2 separate regions of the Homo sapiens genome follow, and region 2 is linked to region 1. A link is a loop called in an ENCODE intact Hi-C map of the cell type or tissue named here. Cell type or tissue: breast epithelium. All regions are shown on one strand. Links, peaks and the distances in the headings refer to the core of each region. The heading gives the core; the rest is flanking DNA. Region 1 overlaps JAKMIP1-DT (JAKMIP1 divergent transcript). Region 2 overlaps WFS1 (wolframin ER transmembrane glycoprotein).

Region 1 (7,092 bases), core at 1,287-3,786:
GGGTTATGTCTGGCTGTGAGTAATCGGGATCACAACTAGACAGCGGCTTAAACAGATTTTTATTCTCTCTTAACAAGAAATGCAAAGGCAAGCTGTTCCTCACTTTATCCTCTCTCACTCCTTCACCCTCAGGATGTAATTTTCTTTTTCAAAATGTCTTCTACGTGGCAAGTTGGCTGCCTCTTCCCAGACATCTCATCACTATTCCAGTCAAGAAGGGGAAGAACAAAAGGCATACCCACACTAGGTCAGCTCCACTTCACCGCTTTCCTGAAAACTCTCCCCAGAGAGCTCTGTTTTATCTCATTGGCTGGGACGGTGTCTCATGGCCAGCCCTGGCTTCAGAGGAGGCTGGGAGTATTGTTATTATTTTTTAAGATGGTGTCTTGCTCTGTTGTCCAGTTTGGAGTGCAATGGCGTGATCTTGGCTCATTGCAACCTCCGCCTCCCGGGTTCAAGTGATTCTCCTGCCTCAGCCTCTCAAGTAGCTGGGATTACAGGCCCACACCACCACACCCAGCTAATTTTTGTATTTTTAGTAGAGATGGAGTTTTGCCATGTTGGCCAAGCTGGTCTCAAACTGCAGACCTCAGGTGATCCACCCACCTTGGCCTCCCAAAATGCTGGAATTACAGGTGTGAGCCACCACGCCCGGCCAAGGATGTTTTTTTTTAATTGAAGGTACATTGCTGCCTGAAACAAAGTCAGGGTTCCATTAGTGAGGAAAAGAAGAAGAATGACTTTTGAACAGGCAACTATTGGTTAGTAGATCCAGGTTTTGTAAAACCTGGAGCCGCTACAGTCCCCCTTAGGAAGAAGAATTTAAAAACCCCAGTACAAGACTTGGTACAAAAATGAAAACTTATTTAGAATAATAACAAATCACAACAAATTTTAAAATATTTTAAGTTGACAAATATCAAAAACGTTGCGAAAACATTATAAAACTAATATAAAATTGTATTAATTGGATACCTGATATCCACCTTTATAATATCTTCTTTTTTTTACATTTTTTGCTTCTTCGTCATTTTTGATTACCTCTTTGGAAGCCAATGATTTTATAATATTTTTCCTGTGGAGAAAATAGATAATTCAGAGTACTCCTATAATGATGGGAACAAATTTTAATGTTGGTTGGAAAACTTTGTCAGCCTCATAACTCATTATTGGTAATCTCAGGTAGTTTTTTGAGATTGTTTTCAAATTTGGAGAAAGGTCTATCATTCTTTCATAAATGAATGCTAACACTTGGAAGAATTCTATTTCTTCCAGGCTTCTTACTGGGATTTTATTAATTTTCATGATGAAAAGCAACTGAACAATTGCAAACCAGAACATGACTCGACTAACACCTCCTAAACCTCAGTGCTGGCGCCCATCACCTGGAGAGGCATAGGAGAAATGCAGATGCCCAGGCTCCTCCACATCCCACTGAATTGAAGCCTCAGAGTAGCAGGGTCTAGGAATCAGCATTTTACTAAATGCCCCAGGTGACTCCTGCTGAGCAGTCCTGGGCTATGCGACACCCCCAGTTGCCTTGTGACTCTGAGGGTCTGCAAATCCAGACCTCTCCTATTGGAAGAATGACATTTTCAACCCTTATGTCTCTTCCTCTGCCCATAGACTCCTGGTGCCAGGCACCATAGCACACATTGCCAGTGCCATGGCAAGGAGGGCACTCCTGGGAGCCATTAGCCTGTTCAGGGAGCAACAACTCGACCCACACAGACTGGCTCAGACCTACATAAACACACCCCACTAAACCCAAACCAAGGCATCCCCAACTCAATCCCCCTTCAGCTACATCCCCAAAATGCCCTTGGCCTCCGCAGCAGCTCCGAAGTGGGAGGAAGCATGATGAGGGCGGCATAGGGAAAGAGACAGAGGGTATTATGGGTTGGATTGTGTCCTCCAGAACTTGAGTGCTGAAGCCCTAACCCCCAGGAGCTCAGAATGTGACTGTATTTGGTGATAGGACCTTTAAAGAGGTCACTGAGCTTAAATGAGGTCTTTAGGGTGGGACCTAATGCAATATGCCTGGTGTCCTTATAAGAAGAGATTAAGACACAGAAGGAAGCCCCTGTGGAGACACAGTGAGAAGATGGCCATCTGCAAGCCAAGGAGAGGGGACTTGGAGGAAACCAACACCTTGGTCTCAGACTTGAAGCCTCCTGAACTGTGAAAAATAAGTTTCTGTTGTTAAAGCTCTTCAGTCTGTGGAACCCTGTCTTGGAAACCCTGGCAGCCAGCTTAGCCAGTTACAGCTAAAATATCTTGCTTTTGGAAAGTATTTCCAAACACAAGGCCACATGAACCCAGAGCTCTGGCTCTCCCAGGCCTTGGAAGGGTCTGTACTTAGCTTCACAAGGAATTCACCCCCGCTGCCACCACGTGGTCACTACATAACCCTCAGGACGACCTATGGGGCAGGGGGTCAGGTACCACCAAGATCTCCCTATTAGGGACGAGAGGTTGGGGCCCAGGGGCTCACTCACAGCAAGCAGCATGGAAGCCACGAGTCTTCCGAAGCCAAAGCTGCTTTCCCCGCCCCGTGTGCCCTGAGCCCACAAGTGGTAGGGAGGAAGTGCCCTGAGCCCTGGAAGTGGTAGAGAGGCAGGTTTCAGCTCCCTATAAAGACAAACATTCTCATCAGAGGGGCTCCTCTCTGGGAAGCTGTGAGCACCCAACACCTGTGATGGGCTGGTCACTTGCAAAGATGGTGGAAAGAAACTTCAGTTCCTGCTGCTCTTGCAGAGTAGAGTGTGGTCACCACCACCACTGCAGGGCTGGGCTGCTGGGATTAAATTCCAGCTGTGTCAGGTACCCATGGTGACCTTAGGCAAGTAAGTGAACCTTTAGTTTCCTTATCTGTAAGATTAATCTTTTAATCATAATAACTGCATAGGTTTGGGTGGGGATTCAGTGAGTGAATATATGTGACTCTGGGTTTGTTTCCTGGGCTGCCCTAATACAGTATCACAGACTGGGAGGCCTGAAACAACAGACATTTATTTTCTCACAGTTATGCCTGGCCAGAGTCCACAGTCAGGGTGTTGGCAGGGCTGTGCTTCCCCTAGAGGCTCTAGGAGAGGATCCTTCTTGGCCTCTTCCAGCTCCCGGTGGCTCCAGGACTTCCTTGGCTTGCGGCCGCATCACTCCAGTCTCTGCCTCTGTATTACACGGCTTCCTCCTCTTTGTGTGAGTGTCTTTTATAAGGATGTCATTGGATGGAGGACTCACCCAGATAACCCAGGAGGATCTCTTCTCAAGCTCCCTAACTTAATCATACCTGCAAAGACTCTTTTTCCAAATGAGTTCCCATATCACAGTTTCCAGGATGTGGACATACCTTTAGTTATTATGAATTATATGGTTATTTATCTACAGCTGTGATAATTCTAAAGGAGGAAGAGAAGTTGGTAGGAGACCATGTAACATGGAGATTGGCTTGGTCTGAGGGGCAGAGTCTTCCTTGAGGTGGTTAGCTTGAGTATTAGCTAGCTAGAAGAAGAGGAACAGAAACAATGTCCCAGGGCCAGTGAACAGCAGCATGAAGGCCCAGAGTTAGGATTTGACCTTCCACTTGAAAGGGAGCCACTGGGGGCTCTTGGGGCAGGGCGAGAGTGGCAGGATTAAAGGAGGCCTGTGAGCACGTGTGGAAGAGCAGCCTGACCTCACCAGCCCCGTGGAAGATCCCACCAAGACCGGTGCACATCTACTGTGCTGGCACTCTGCCTAGGCACCAGGAACACAGCAGGGAAACAGCTGTTTGTGCCCCCAAGGGCTCATGGGCCAGTGGGAGAGACAGAAGAGTACCTGGATCATTCTGATGGGGTAGCCCTGGGCTATAAAAGTGCAGAGGAAGGGGCCAGGTGCAGTGTCGCATGTCTATAATCCTAGTGCTTTGGGAGGCTGAGGCAGAAGGATCCCTTCAAACCAGGAGTTCAAGCCAGCCTGGGCAGCATAGCAAGACCTTGTCTCTACAAAAAAAAAAAAAAATTACAATTAATTAGCCAGATGTGGTGGTAAGTGCCTGTACTCTTAGCTATTTGGAAGGAGGTTGAGGTGGGAAATTCACTTGAGGCCAGGCCAGGAGTTCAACGCTGCAGTGAGTTAGGATCATGCGACTGTACTCCAATATGGGCAACAGAGTGAGACCGTGGCAAAAAAAAAAAAAAAAAAAATTGCAGAATAAGGACTGCTTAGGGAGTCCAGAGAGGCTTCCTAGAGGAGAAAACCCTTGAGCTGAGGTCAGACAATGAGAGCAGAAGCCATGCAGAGGGACCAGCATGTGCAAAGGGCTGGAAGCACGAGGACCATGCCATGAATTTCCCACCTGCGTCCCCGAGAGGGCAGACAAGGTTGGAGAGTCTGGCAAAGTCAGATCATGGGCAGCCCTGAAGGCCACACTGGAACATCTGCTGATGTGTGAATTTTGAACAGGGCACTGCACACTGAAGCTGGTGCAGCCTTTGCATGGAGGCTGATGGGAAGGTGGACACTAGAGGCTTTTGAACTGATCCAGATGAGGGAGGTCAAGGGCCAGAGCCAGGGCAGTTTGAGCCACAGTCCCAGAAGGACAGGCCAGGACTCTTTAAGTGGCGTTACTCTCCCCTCCACTGGGTGGTTGAAACTGATCCCCCTTGTAAGTCCTGCCTTCTGGGCAGTGGGCTGTGCTTCCAGGGCAAGAGGGAGGATGGCAATGATACTGAGAGCAAACATGGCCAAGCTTGAGCTGCAGCAGGCACTGATTTAAATACTTTCCAAGTTCATTGTGGGTTTTTCGTTTGTGTTGTTATTTGTTTGTTTGAGACAGGGTCTCTGTCACCCTGGCTGGAGTGCAGTGGCAGGATCACAGCTCACTGCAGCCTCAACTTCCCGGGCTCAGGTGATTCTCCCACCTCAGCCTCCCAAGTAGCTGGGACTACAGGTGTGCGCCGCTACACCTGGCTAATTTTTTGTAGAGACAGGGTTTCGCCATGCTGCCCTAGCTGGTCTCAAACTCCTGGGCTCAAATGATCTGCCCACCTCAGTCTCCCAAAGTGTTGGGATTACAGATGTGAGCCACTCTGGCTGGCCTCCAAGTCTTAGTCCTCACAACAGCCCTAGTTGGAGAGCTTGCTCAAGATCACACAACCAGTAGAGCCAGGGCTAGAGCCCAGACAGCCTGGCTCCAGGGGTAAATAAAAACTCATATTGTTAATAGCAATAACGTTGACTGAGCACATGCTGTGTGCCAGGTACTGGGCTGAGGTCCATATATATTAACTCATTTTAATCCCCACCCTACCCTTAGAAATTGAGGGATGTAGGTCGGGCATGGTGGCTCATGCCAGTAATCCCAGCATTCTGGGAGGCCAAGGCAAGTGGATCACCTGAGGTCAGGAGTCCAAGACCAGCCTGGCCAACATGGTGAAACCCTGTCTCTACTAAAAATACAAAAATTAGCCGGGGGTGATGGCGCGTGCCTGTAGTCCCAGCTACACGGGAGTCTGAGGTGGGAGAATCGCTTGAACCCTGGAGGTAGAGGCTGCAGTGAGCCGAGATCGTGCCATTGCACTCTAGCCTGGGGGACAGAGCAAGACTGTCTCAAATAAAAGAAAGAAAAAAAGAAATTGAGGGATGTGAAGGTTCAATAACTTGCCAAAGTTTACCCAGCCGGAAAGTGGTAGAGCCAGGATTCACACCAGTCAGCCCAGCTCGCAATATCTACTCCCCTCCTTTCATCTCCTATGCAGGAGGGACCCACTTCTGTGCTTCCGGGAAAGCTCCAGGCAAGCCCCTGAGGCAGAGGGACCCAGAAAAGCCAGGGCTAGGGGAGGAATAGGGAGTACCAGGCTTTGTTGTTGGCTCAGCATAAATTAGCTGTGTCCCTAGGACGAGTTCCTTCACCTCTCTGAGCCTCAGACTTCTCTCTGTCAAATAGAGATGGTGCCACACCCCACGCCTGCCAGGAAGTCTGGGACTGGAATCCTGCTTCCACCGCTCACTCCCTGCATCACCTGGAGCCCCCGCTCCCTCATCTGAGCACTGAAAGGAACAGAACCTACTTCATAGGCTACTTAGGCTGTTTCAGAAGATGACACTCATGGCGCACCTAAAACAGAGTTTGGCACATCCAATGTGCTCAGTTGGTGAACACTGCCAGCCTTCATGGCAGAGAATCTTCCCTCCTTCCATCCCTGCGCTAGTTCCATGTTCCAGAGGAGATAGAGGGAGCATAGGTAACTTGGCCATGTTCACTCACACAAAAAGTATCGGAAAACCACACCAAGTTCATATTCTCCATCAGTTCACTTTCAATTCCAAAAAGACAGGGATGAGAATTATGCCGAGTGAAAAAGACAGTATGATTCCATTTATATAACTTTATCAAAATGGCAAAATTATAGAGACAGAAAACAGATCCATGGTTGCCAGGACTTGGGGAAGGGAAGAGAGAAATGGCTGTGGCTATAAAAGCTGAGCCTTCTATAAAAGCTATAAAAGCTGTAGCTGAGGCTTCTTTGTTTAGAGCTGTTCTGTATCTTGACTGCGGTGCTGGGCACACAAACCTACACGTGATAAGAGACATAGCACTAAACATGCACACACAAGTTCATGTTAAACCAGAGATGTCTGAATAAAGGGGGATGGATATGGGATCTCTCTGAATTATTTCTTACAACTGCATGTGAATCTATAACTATCTCAAAAATTTTAAGACAGTGGTGCGCACTGTCCATCTTTTGGTGAACATGAAGGTAGCTGATCCAGGCTTTTGCACGGCATAAGGCTCCTCCCTTGGGCAGGGAGATGGGACCAGGGGCCTGTGGGATTTTCCTCCAGGAACAGGGTGGGTCTGGCCAAGGTGACTGTCACCTGTAATCCCAACATTTTGGGAGGCCGAGGTGGGTGGATCACCTGAAGTCAGGAGTTTGAGACCAGCCTGGCCAACATGGCAAAAGCCCATCTCTACTAAAAAAAAAAAAAAAAAAAAAAAATTAGCTGGGCATGGTGCCACACGCCTATAGTCCCAGCTACTAGGGAAGCTGAGGCAGGAGAATTGCTTGAACCCAGGAGGTGGAGGTTGCAGTGAGCCGAGATCAT
Region 2 (12,813 bases), core at 5,290-7,789, 75 kb after region 1:
ACCAGGAATTGTTGTGCTTGTTTTGAAATAACAAGCCCTTTGATCCAAACCAGACTTGGCCAACCCCCAGGGAACCTGAAAATTAATCCTCCTGTATTCATCCATTCTTACTAACCAGAGATTTTACTTTAAACAGTTTTTTTTTAACTGCAGTGTGACATACATGGTACATAGGCCAGCTAGAATCTGTTTTCCTGAAATTCCTTTTATGAAGTGTTTTCCAACTGAACATGCCTTTGTTTAGCACCTGGGAGTAATGGCTTAGGGTTTTTCTTTTCCTTTTTCTTTTTTCTTTTTTTTGAGACGGAGTCTCGCTTTGTCACCCAGGCTGGAGTGCAGTGGCGCGATCTCGGCTCACTGCAAGCTCCATCTCCTGGGTTCACACCATTCTCCTGCCTCAGCCTCCCCAGTAGTTGGGACTATCGGCGCCCGCCACCACGCCTGGCTAATTTTTTTGTATTTTTAATAGAGACGGGGTTTCACTGTGTTAGCCAGGATGGTCTTGATCTCCTGACCTTGTGATCTGCCCGCCTCGGCCTCCCAAAGTGCTGGGATTACAGGCGTGAGCCACCGCGCCTGGCCGGCTTAGTTTTTTTTTAATGCCCAATAGTTTGCTTTCTCTTCTGCCACACACGTAATCCCCATAGCACCCCTATGTGGGAGGTGCTATCCCCATTTTACATATGGGGAAACAGACACAGTGAGGTCATGTGGCCACTAGTAAGGGTAACCGACGCCCCACACCATGTTGCTTCCAGCTGTAACCTCTAGCAGAGGGAGGGCTCTGATGGAGAGGTGATCGCCTGAGTGCTGTGTGTTTACCTGAGTAGGTGAGGAAGACAGGGACTCGGGACAGACATAGCTTGGAAGCTCCCACAAAGGAGGTATCGCTGGAGCTCTTGACTTGAAGGGTGCTTAGGGTCTAGGCTGGGGGAGGGGGGTAAGAAGGCATTCCGGGAAGAGGGCCCTGCAGAAACAGAAGTGTGGAGGTCAGCATTTGTATGCTGATGTTGAAGGGTAGCCAGTGTTTTGCAGTGAATGGGCCCCGGGAGAGAGGGTGCAGTGGCATGGCGGTCTGATTTCAAAGTCGTCTTTTTCAGAAATGAGCTTGCAGAAGCATTAGAATTGGGCAGGTCTGGATTTGAATTTCAGGTCTGGTACCTGGAGCTGTTTGACCTTGAGCAGGTCCCTCCCCTCCCTGCACCTGGGTTCCTGTCTGTGAAGTGGGGTGAGGTTGAAGGATAAAACATTTCCCCATCTATAACTCTGGGATGACAATAGGATCTACCTTCCAGGTCCATGCGAGGAACTCACGACAATAGGACCTACCTTCCAGGGCCATACGAGAAACTCATGAGAAAAGACAAGTACAGAGAACAGAGCCGTTGGTCTTGATGGCAGAGATGCCCTGGCGTAGGTCAGCCCTCAGTAAAGGTGCCCTCTCTCTCTGTCTGAGAAAGTGACACCTGACTTCGGGGCAGTGGGAACCATGGGAGAGAAGGTAGACAAGGCCACGTGTCATTTGAAGACCTGACTTTTCACCATCTCAGGTGGTCCGGTGGCCTGCAGGACCGTGGTTCTGTTTGCCCACAGCGTGTGGGTTCTACGTGCGATCCTGTATTTCTCTGCCACAGCTGACTAAGGGGACACTTAGGTCTGCACGTGCAGTTAAATGGCTGCTTTTGTGGAAGGTGCCAGTTCCCGGGAGCTGGGAACTTGGAAACAGGATGGAGCAGGCTCCCAAGCTTGACCATGCATGGTTTGCACCTGGGGGATGCACCCGGGGGTGCTTGACCATGCATGGTTTGCACCTGGGGGATGCACGGGGGTGGGGTGGGGGGGGGGGGTGTGCTTGACCATGCATGGTTTGCACCTGGGGGATGTTTTACACTAAGGGCTCAGTCCCTCTGAGGGAGGAACGTGTGGATTGAAATCTGCAGAGTTCTTGAGCGACACCAGTCTGATCTTTAGGACTCATTTGCAGCGGGAATGGAGCAGAAATTGTTGTGTGTGGAGCCTGGGGCCACTCCTGACTCTTCCAGTCACAGCTGCCCCCAAAAGTGACCTCTGGGCACCTACTCAGACCTGGCTGCTCAGTGCCAAGCGCTGGGTGTTCAGAGGTGGCCAGGGGACTCCCTCGTGCTGCCCATGGTGTCTGGTCTCACTGGTCCTCACAGTTGCCCCGTCCCCATTTTCAGATGAGGAGGCTGAGGTGCAGAGCGGGATGTGGGCTGCTCAGGACCACACAGCTGGTGGGCACAGAGCCAGGAGTACAGCGCTGCGGCAGCTTGGGGCTGGGAGCGAGACTCTCTGTTACCAGCCTCTCCCTGCTCTGTGCCTCAGAGGATGGCTGTGGCCCTGAGCTTGGGAGGGTCATTTGGGAATCTGAGGAAAAGTTTCCACAGCCTCACACAGCAGCAGGTTCAAGGTCCAGCAGTGCCAGGGGTTTGCATCCCACCCCTAACGCCGCTCATCCAGGGCCCATCCGGGTCCGGGGCTCGGGATCCTGCAGCGCTTTCAGCTCTGTGTCTGTGGCCGGTGGTTGTCCTTCATTACAGGGATGGTGGTGTTTTTCCATGTTGCTAAGCAGCATGTGAGGGCCTCTGTTGAATAAAATAAAGCCCTTGCTCCGGCGTGACACGGGTCACGGGATCTCTGCTCACTCTAGTCTCTTCTGATGCCCCCACCGCACTGTTTGCCTTAGTTTGCTTTTTACTCTCTGTGTTGGTTTCTGGGGCATCAGTCCTCTGACTTCGGTGCTGTGGCTTGGGCCTGGGGTGGGGGCTGTGGAGCGGCAGATCTGGGTATGAATCCCAGCTCCACCCATTTGGCTCCCTCTCTTCTCTCCCCTGCCCTCTTCTCCCCTCCCCAGCTCCCTTCCCCTCTCATATTTACTTAACTTTACTCAGTACCAGCGTATTAGTTTTCTAGGGCTTCCGTAAGAAACTACTGGAAACTTGGTGGCTTAAAACAACAGAGGTTTGTTCTCTGATGGTTCTGGAGGCAGAAGTCTGAAGTCAAGGTGTGGGCAGGGTGGGTCCCTCCTGGAGGCTCTGAGGGAGGCTCAGTTCCTCGCCTCTGTCCAGCTTCTGGCAGTGGCCAGTGGTCCTCCTGCTCCTTGGCCACTGTCACCCGTCTCCGCATGGCTCTGTTACACTTCTCTTCCTATAGGCCATCAGCTCTTGGAGCCAGGGCTTCCCTACTCCAGGCTGATCTCATTTCAAGATCCTTAAATACATCTTCAAAGACCTGTTTTTCCAAATAAGGGCACATTCACAGACATTGGTGGGCACATGATGTGGGGCCCAATTCAGCCCCCTGCAGCCAGGCTCCACATGGGTGGGCTCTGGGTGTTGCTATCATCATCCCCGTTTCTTGGATGAGGGAAGGCCAGGGTTGTGTGGCTCATGCCCAGTGAGGCAGGGACTCCAGGCCTCGGCATGTGCAGGTCTGAGATTGTAAGTGCCATGCCATCTGTAGAGTCACGTGGGTGAGTGTCCTCCCATGGTTTCCTCCCTGGAAGCGGTGCTGGCCCATGGGGACTGTACTGAGTGTCAGCGAGATCCTGTATGGAGTGTCTGGCAGCTCCCACCTGCCTCCCTCTGCTTTTCTGTCTCCAGCAGACACTAAGTGCCAGAGCGGGCTCTGCCGGTGCTGGATGTGCCTGACCTTGACTTTTCTTCCAGGCAGGATGGACTCCAACACTGCTCCGCTGGGCCCCTCCTGCCCACAGCCCCCGCCAGCACCGCAGCCCCAGGCGCGTTCCCGACTCAATGCCACAGCCTCGTTGGAGCAGGAGAGGAGCGAAAGGCCCCGAGCACCCGGACCCCAGGCTGGCCCTGGCCCTGGTGTTAGAGACGCAGCGGCCCCCGCTGAACCCCAGGCCCAGCATACCAGGAGCCGGGAAAGAGCAGACGGCACCGGTAAGGGAGCAGGCTGGGAAGCCCAGGCTGGGGATGTTCAGGGATAGCTGGGTGGGAACGGGGTTCAGCCACCCCTGGAGGGTCCCCCCGCCAGGTCCTCTGCAGTTCAGCATTGTGCAGCTCCCATGCTGTGCACAGGCGTCCATCCAGTGGGGCTACCCACCTCCTCAGAGCCTTGCACCTGTCACCTTTGTGGCACCCACTCGAGGTGGTGCTGGTGCCCCCACTCCTCTGCAGTCCTTCTCTTCCCAGGGCCTCTGCAGCACTTCACAGCTTCCATTTGCAACAGCGTCCAAACATGTGGAGTAAATTCACGGGCCCTCTGTAACCAACTAGGGTGGCAGGCCAGAGGTGACAGCCACACTCTCGGGAGTGAGGCCACATGCGGGCGAAGCCCTTGGTGCTGAGTTTCCCCTCTCCCTGAGGGAGACTTGTGAGGGACGGGCGTCCTTCACCTCCATCCTGAGGCGGGATGCTGGGGCCCTGGGTGTTCACAGGCAGAGCTGACTGAGGCCCTTGGTCTTCACAGGCCGAGCTGACTGAGGCCCTGGGTGTTCAAAGCAGAGCTGAGGCCCTTGGTGTTCACAGGCAGAGCTGACAGGCTTGTTGGTTCCTGGGTGGTGATGTGAGGGTGGTGGGTGTGAGCCAGGGGAGTCCGGCCCCTGGGCACCTTCTCCAGCTGACTCAGGCCTCGGTCAGCCTTCACTTTTGCTAGAGAGGCCGCTGCCAGGGAGGCTCAGTCCCAGCTCATCACTGCCCCTCCTGCCCATGCAGAAGCCCCAGACCCATGGTGAGTGCCTGCTGTGTACACCAGCCTTTTCCATGTGCCTGCAGGACTCCTCATGGCAGTCCTGAGAGGGGAAACTGAGACACCGAGTCTAGGTGACTTGCCCAAGAGACCCAGCGGGTGAGAGACGAGGTGCTCGAGTGGTCCAGGTTTCCTTCTTGTCCCAGTCACCCCACTGGCAGGGCCGTGGGGCCTCCCTGCTGTGGTCGCAGCGCGCTGAGGCTCCCATGTACCACTTATGCTGGGCGTGCCCTTGGAAACTCACTGCAGCCCTGGGCCCTGTTTGTCTTTGCATCTCCTTAAAAGATCACTGTGCTCCTCTGCTTTGTTTTGGAGGCCTCTGGGCGGATGAGGGCCTGACCCCGGGATTTGGGCCCAGCCTCACGGCTTCAGGGGAACAGATACCAGGGCTCGGAAGCTTGGTTTCAATCTGGGTAATGAGAACAGCCCGCAAAGGACAGAGTCCAAGACTGTGTGTTTCAGATAAGAAGAGTCAGGAAGCAGCTGTGGTTTGTTTGGCTTCGGTCTCCAATGTGGGGGTGGTGAAGAGCAAGCCCTGGGCGCCGCCTGACAGCCCAGTCCCCACCACTGGGCCTGCAGCTGGGGGCAGTGGGCATCCCGTCTCCCAGTCACTGGTCACTGATGTGGCCAAAGCAGGCCTGGCCCTGCATGCCCAGTGGCCGCAGGGAGGGCAGGGCCCAGGGTCCCTGCCAGTAGCAGCTGCTGCGAGAATCTGTTATTTAGCTCCCCCATCCAGCCAACATAGGTGGGTGAGCATCAGTTGAAATACCAATAGGTAACAACAAGGGTAGCTATTTAACTGACACTTCCCCGAGCTAGGCATCTTTTTAGGGCATTAGCCCACTTGCCTCTTTAACAGCCCTGGGAGGCAGGCTCTGCTGCTGCCCTGTTTTTCAGATGGGAAACCGAGGGATAGAGGGCTTAAGTAGATGACCCAGCGTCCCGTGGTTGGTGAAGGGTGGAGGGGAGATTTAAACATACCGTGGAGCCTGTGCTCACTATGGGCCTCAGGTCATCTGCGCCCAGGGATCCCCATGTCCCAGGCTCAGAGAAGTGCACAGAGCAGGTTGGCCTGTCCCTAGATCAGTGCCTGGCCAGGCCCTGGTGACAGGAGTGAAGGCTCAGTCCTGCCCTCCGGGAGCCCTGAGCAATATGGGAGACAGGAGTGAACAAGGAACTACATTCTGGGGCTCATGTAGCGCGGGGGACAACCCACATTGCAGTCCCCTAGGGGCACCCCAGGAGGGCCTGGTCACTCTTCAGGGCATCAGGAAGACTGCCTGGAGGAGGCATCGTCGGAGCCCCATCTGAGCTGCTCCTTGGCCTGTACACTTGGGAAACAGGAGAAGAGCAGCCTTGGGGTTGCCCTTCTCTGGTTGCCTCCCTGAGGAACTGACCCCCTTTTCAGCCCTTCATTCAGCAAGGCTGGGGAGGGGCTGCTTCAGAAACGTCACTGGGCTGGAGCCCCACACTTCCTTCCCATCCTGGCTCTGTGGCCTTGGCAAGTCACCTGCCACCTGGGGAACCACTGCCAACGGGTCGGGGCTTGGAAGCTCAGGGGCTCCTGGGCCCAGACAGGTAAAGGAAACAGTGACTCCGGCTAGAAAGGAGACTGCAGGGAGTTGTGAGGCTCTTGGGCGTCCCTGTGCCAGGGCGGGACTCCTCATGGCAGCCCTGAGAGGGGAAACTGTGTCCTGTGTGGAGCGTGGATGCCCACGTGCTGAGAGGTGTTGTCTGTCCTGATTTTTGACAGCAGCCCAAGTGATGTGCCAGTGGGCCAGGGCCGGCACCTGCCTGTCGGTGGCTGCCCCAGGGCTGATGGGCAGGGGCCGTTTCTTCACAGGCAGCTGTGGTGAGTCCTGTGATCACCTCAGTGTTGTCTCCAGCCCTGGGGGGATCTGTTGTTCTGCTCAACAAGAGAATAAAGCTGGGCTTGTCACACCTGGTCCCAGGTGACCCAGCAGGCACAGAGAGGTAGAGTTGACACCAAGCCTCACTCAGCCACCGTGACACGGCTGTGCGAGTCCACGCCCTGGCAGAGAGCCTGTTCTGGGCCTGTTCTGTTTAGCCCTGGGGCTAAAGGGCGGGCTCAGATGCACAGAGGGACAGGCCTGGTGCAGGTGGGAGGAAGGAAAGCAGACTGTGTCATCGTCTCAGCTTCAGGCTGGGCATGCTGTGGCTATCATGTGCTTGGCCTGTGCTAAGTGTGTGCTAAGCATGTGGCCCTGGTGGGCACTCAGGCCTCCTGGGTACCAGCCGAGGCCCCACCCCTTCCCACTATGCGGCCCTGAGCTCTCCTGCTGTCTCTGTCATTCACGGGTCTACCAGTAGGACAAGGCCTGGGGTTGGTGGAGGAGGGAAGGAGGTGAGATTCGGGAGCTTTCCGAGTCGTACCCGCCACTCCGTCTCCGAGCAGCAGCACTCTCATCTCTACAAGTCTCTACAGCAGTGCTGCCACCGCCTTGACCAGGGAATCACCCTACTGTGAGGTGGCCCAGCTCACTGTGAGACTCTGGGGCAGTCATATGCCCTTTCTGTTGACCCCAGTGGGTGGCCAGCCCACACGACTGCTGAATCTGCCAGGCCTCCCAGCCATTGGGGGTAGGGGGATTGCTTTGGCAGCCACAGGGACACAGATGCGGACAGGAGCAGGAGCCCTGGGGAGGAGGTGCACCCCACCAGGAAGCACCCACCAATGCTGACTGAGGCTGCACTGCCAGTTAGAGCCGCTGGGCGAGGGACAAAGAAGGGCCTTCGGGTGTGGGGAAAGCAGGCACCCCAGCTCCTACACTAAGGGCACCCTGGGCAGAGAGGGAGCCCAGTGGGGGGCACCCAAGACCCATGAGGAATTGGCTGTGGTGTCAAGAGGTCAGCCAGGCCAAGCAGGGCCCTGAGGGTCAGGGAAAGGAGAGGGCATTGTCGTGAGTGGGGCTCAGCTGTTAGATGGATTGTTTACATTAAAGGCCAGCCAGGAGGCGGAGCAGAGAGAGGAGTAGCCAGGCCACAAGAAGGCTGAGGGACAGGTAGACATGGAGGGGAGAAAGCCAGGGTGGCCTCCAGGTTTCTGGCTGGGGCTGCCAGGTGGACGGTGGTGGCACAGCCTGAGGTAGGGTCCTGGGGGTGGTTCCCGGCGGGGTCCGAGCTTAGTCTTAGAGGGTACAAGGGGGCCCAGGAGGGACTGGGGCTCTGATGCAGATGTGGGAGTGCGCTGAGCCCCTGCTGCCCTGGGGACAGGCACAGCAGGAGGTGCTACTCAGGGCACCCACCGTTGATTATTTAGGAAGCAGCTGTCACGCCTGTTCTTTATCCTGACCTGGCCCATCTGATTGCTGATGTGCTCCTGCTGAGCCCCCCACACCACACTGAGGACTGGCCACAGGATCTGGTGGCACTCAGTCTTCTGGGAACTTGGCAGTGTGCCTGTCCTACTTTGCGCTCCAAGCCTCGGACGTCACCTCCAGGAACCCTCCCACTGTGGGTGATGTCTACAGTCACCTACACAGCCCCAACTCTCATGGGTGGACGTGCTCGTTCTTGCCTGGCCCAGGGCAGGCCGTGGTGAGCTCAGGGGTCCTGCCTGTCAGTTTGGTGCCCTCGGCTACGCAGGGCCTGTTAGAAGGGTGCCCTCCCTGCCAGGGCCTCCAGCCACTGTCTGTCCTGTTCCCGCCTCAGAGTTCAGCCAGCATAGAAAGAGAGGGCTGAGGACCATTCAGCCTGTCCATTCACGAGAATCATTGTCAGTGTCACAGAGGCTGATGGGATGCCTGTGGTGCAGGGTGACCCCAGCTTCCCCATGTGGGGGATGCGCCGGTGGTGCAAGGCCACCACCCTGTGCCCTGTCTCTGGCACAGGGATGATGACAGCACACAGCACATCCTCTTTTCTTTCTACCTTTCCCTTTGGCACAGCCCCTTGTTGTGGGCGTCACGAGAGGCGCAGAGAGATCGTGGAGGTCAAGGGCTTGCCCAGGACCAGTGAGGGAGGGAGGGAGAGGGCAGCAGCACCCTTGGAGACGGGAGGATTACATCATATTTATTTACCACATGCCTAAGATCGCACTCTTAAGAGCATTTGACATACATCCAAAAATTTTTAAACACTATGGAAGTATGTCTGGATGCATCAGTAATATGAAAGTGGAAGCCAGCTGCCCTGCTCCCAGCCCACTTTGGGAAAATTTTGTGCATGTTTTGAGCCAGCTGTTTGGGAAGGGAGGCCCCAGCCACTGCCCCTTGGGTGGGTTTGATGTTCATTGTGTGGGAAGAAGCCTTCCCTCCATCCTTTTCTATTTCTGCAGAATATCTGCTCAATCAGGGAGTTGAGCTTGGCAGTTCAGCTGCTCAGCCAGGGAGGTGCTGTGTCCTGGACTATGCTAGGATTTCAGAAGGAGAGAGGGCAGCTGCAGGCCCTATTTGCAGTGGCTTCCTCCTGGAATCCCCGTCTGCTCCCTGTGTACTGTCCAGCGTCGTAGTGGAAGCTGGTGGCGAGACGGGTGAGACCCACGGACATAGATGGCATCCACGAAGGCTGGCGGAGCCTGTGATAGACGATGGACGATGACCCAGGTTCCAGCAAGATATGGCAGTGGGCTGTGCCGGGAAGGGGCGCATCCTGGAGGATGCCCTAGGTAGTGCCTGAGAAAGTGAGGGTCATTGACTGATTCCACGTGGCATCCATGAATCTCTCAAATCCATAGGGCCCGTGCATGACAAATAATTAAAAAGATGTAGGGTGTTCTCCATAGAACCTCACAGAGGGAAGGAGACCTGCCCATGGTATCCAGCTCTGATCACACTGCTATTTTGTGATTGATAGGCAGACTTTCAAAGAATGAGTTAGATTCAGGACCCTTTTAGTTGTAAGTGACAAAATCTCAATATAAATTGACACAAGCCAAAAAAGTAGAGGGGCAAGGGATTGATGAGTCCATAGATCTGTAGAGCCTAGAGTAGTTTGCTTCAGGCACGGCTGGATCCAGGGGCTCAGATGATGTCATCAGGAAGTACTCCCCCGCCCCCATTCCACTCTGCTTTCCTGTGCTGCCTGTGTCTCAGGGGCTCTGCCCACAGGGTGACCTTCCACAGTTCAAGCTGGCATCCACGTGCCAAGATGAGCAGAAGGTGAAAGCCCATTTCCCAGCAGTTCTAGCACAAACTCCGCTGGGCTGTGTCCATCCCTGAACCAGGTGCTGTAGTCAGGGAGATGACCTGGCAACTCTGATTGGCCAGGTGGGGGTGCGGGCCTTCTGTGCAGCGCAGGGGAGGGGGCAGTGCCACCCAGACCATGAGGACTGAGAGTGGCGGGGTTCCCCAAAAGGGACATCAAGGTGCAGTCATCAGAAAAAGCAAGGAACGGAGGTCGAGCACACAGAAAACACGTGTGTTTGATGGTTCTTGGTGGTCCACACTGATGCAGCCGGCTTCTGGGGGTGATCTTTCTGGCACTGAGCAGTGAGCATGCTGGGATTTGCCTTTGAGCCCACGAAGGCTCCTACTTCATGGACTGAGCTAACTGGTCTGCAGGACGAGCCCACCACTGCCATATGGAAGCTGGAATAATGAAGAGGGTGTGTGTCCATCTCAAAGAGATTCTGGGCTGGGCGCAGTGGCTCAGACCTGTAATCCCAGCACTTTGGGAGGCTGAGGCAGCAGATCACCTGAGGTCAGGGGTTCGAGACCAGCCTGGCCAACATGGTGAAACCCTGTCTCTACTAAAAATACAAAAAAACTTAGCTGGGCATGGTGGCGGCCGCCTGTATTCCCAGCTACTCAGGAGGCTGAGGCAGAAGAATCGCTTGAACCCGAGAGGCAGAGGTTGTGGCGAGCCGAGATTTTGTCATTGCATTCCAGCCTGGGCGATGAGAGTGAAACTCTGTCTCAAAAAATAATAATAAAAAAGAGAGAGAGATTCTGTATATCGGGGAGATGTCTTGAAATGTCAGGCTGTGAATAACTTCTGTGAAAAATTAATTATGGACTGGAAGAATCTTTTTAGACCACCATATAGACTTGGACCTTCCATGTTTTGATTTTTTTAAAAAAGGGAAGAATAATATGACTTGTGAACTTAGGTCAAGTAAGGAGACTTGAATTCACTAGAGGTGCTGGCGTTGTGGTGGGAAGTACAGCAACAGCCCTGGGGTCTCCTGGGGAAGTGGGGGAGGGAAGAGAAAGCCTCCTCTTGTGAACAGCAACTTTGGACCACTCACTACAAAGCATCTCTTTTCATCATAAACCATCCTATCAGATTGATGTTAACGATCAGATTGAAGCTGCTTCGGAGCAGTGATGTGGCCTGCACCAGGTCGCACAGCACCTTACTGTGGAGCATGGATCCACACGTGCGTCTGTGTCATTGTGATCGCTCACGCTGCTCTGTGGGCCCATGGCCTTGGTGCCTGCAGGCTCTGTGTCTGCAGTTCCTCTAGGGATAGTGAGTCTGCTGCTGAGCCCGCAGCCAGAAACCACGCTGGGGGGCTGGCAGGGTGACGGCAGCAAGGAAGGAGAACTGTCCTTGATGGATTCAGGGAGCACCAAGGTCTGGGGGCTCTGGGGAGGGTGGGTGTCCAAAAGGGCTGCCCTGCGGGACCTGATGCCATCTCTGAGCAGCGTCCTTGAGGACCCCGGCAAGGAAGCTGAGCCCGAAACTCTGTGCAAGAGTTGCGTCCAGGGAGAGTTACATCCAGGGAGAGTTACGTCCAGGGAGAGGGGCGTCCAGGAAGAGGGGCATTCAGGGAGAGGGACATTCAGGGAGGAGTCTTCCAGGGACGGGGACATCCAGGGAGAGGGGCGTCCAGCGAGAGGAGCCTCTAGGGAGGGGTACATCCAGGGAGGTGGCCTGTCAGGGAGGGTGGTGTCCAGGGAAAGCAGCATCAAGGGAGAGGGGTGTCCAGGGATGGGGGCATCCAGGGAGGGGGGCTTCCAGGGAGAGGGGCCTTTGTGTTGGCGAGTTGTCCATCCACAGGGCTGGAGTGCGTGTGCCTGACCACGAGAGCTTGTGAAGAATCCATCTGATTCTTTCCTTCTCCAAACACATGCCTCACCCACACAGCCTTACCTGTGAGGGCCTCACCTGCCACCTGCGACTTTTGAGTTGTCCCAGCCTCCCTCTGCCCTCTCCAAACTGGGTGTGACCCTTCCTCTCTGCCTTTGCACCTGGCCACATCCCATGGTCTCCCACTGGAGTCCTGTCTCCTGTACACCTGGGTCATCTGAAGGCAGTGGCCAGGCAGCACTTGGTGCTGCAGAGCCGGTTCAGAGCCTGGCACGGTATGGTTCTGGGAAAGCCCTGGGTGAGTTGGACCAGAAAGGCTGGTCCTCAGTGTGGTGTTACTGGGAACCATGCAGCCTGTCCCGTTGTCAGCCAGCCTTGGGTGAAATGGGTAAGACTGCATGATGCTTTTGTAAATTCAGGTAACTTCTTAGGAAGTAAAATGCAGCACAAACTGTAGTTGATGTTTTGACCCTTGGTCTAATAATTCAACTGGAGAACCTGTGCTAGGAAAATGACTTCCCAAAAGAAAAGAAACGGTTCATGGCACCACCGTAGAAAACAAGAGGTTATTGGAAGCAACCTACAGACCTGATGGAGAGGAGGGGAGGGTCAGTAACCTGACTCTGTCTCCTTGATGGATCTAGGAGCCACCAAAATGGTGAGCTGACTGCAGCGCATCGTGGGAAGCCAGAGAACAATCCACTGCTGTGGACTGAAAGTTTGTGTCTCTCCCAGATTCATTTGCTGAGGTCTTCACCCCCAGTCCCATGGTGTTAGGAGGTGGGGCCTTTGGAGGTGATGAATCATGAGCGATGGCTTTACGGTGGAATTAGTGCCCCTATAAAAGAAACCTCAGGGAGCTCCCTTGCCCCTTCCACCCTGTGAGGACACAGCCAGAAGACCTGAAACAAAAAGCAGGCCCTCAGTAGACACGGAGTCTGCAACACTATGATCTTGGACTTCCCAGTCTCCAGAATCGAAAGAAATACATTTCTGATGTTTGTAAGCCACCAGCTTGGTCTATGGTATTAATATTTTTGTTATAACAGCTCGAACAGACTAAGGCATTCACTCTTAAGAAGGAAAAGG

The links. A loop is a pair of places that touch in the nucleus more often than their neighbours do. Peaks named below come from ENCODE experiments on the same cell type or tissue, not always from the same donor. Only the 100,000 strongest peaks of a DNase experiment are listed, where the experiment ranks them.
Region 2: it touches region 1 in a loop (22-fold over the local background); 2 of 110 quality-filtered maps call a loop at or near these places.

Annotation. Positions count from the first base shown.
Region 1 is chr4:6,202,663-6,209,754 of GRCh38, forward strand. All of the region lies in intron 1 of JAKMIP1-DT (JAKMIP1 divergent transcript), which reads left to right. Among named protein-coding and RNA genes, the nearest start is that of JAKMIP1-DT, 5.5 kb to the left of the region's middle. RefSeq lists an enhancer at 3,205-3,274. In breast epithelium, for the core only: no CTCF peak of the experiment used is centred there; no DNase peak of the experiment used is centred there.
Region 2 is chr4:6,273,765-6,286,577 of GRCh38, forward strand. It overlaps WFS1 (wolframin ER transmembrane glycoprotein), which reads left to right. Exons shown (of 8, transcript NM_006005.3): 2 at 3,687-3,923. The coding sequence starts at 3,692. Among named protein-coding and RNA genes, the nearest start is that of WFS1, 10 kb to the left of the region's middle. In breast epithelium, for the core only: no CTCF peak of the experiment used is centred there; a DNase peak (open chromatin) is centred at 6,787; H3K27ac peaks cover 2,423 bases.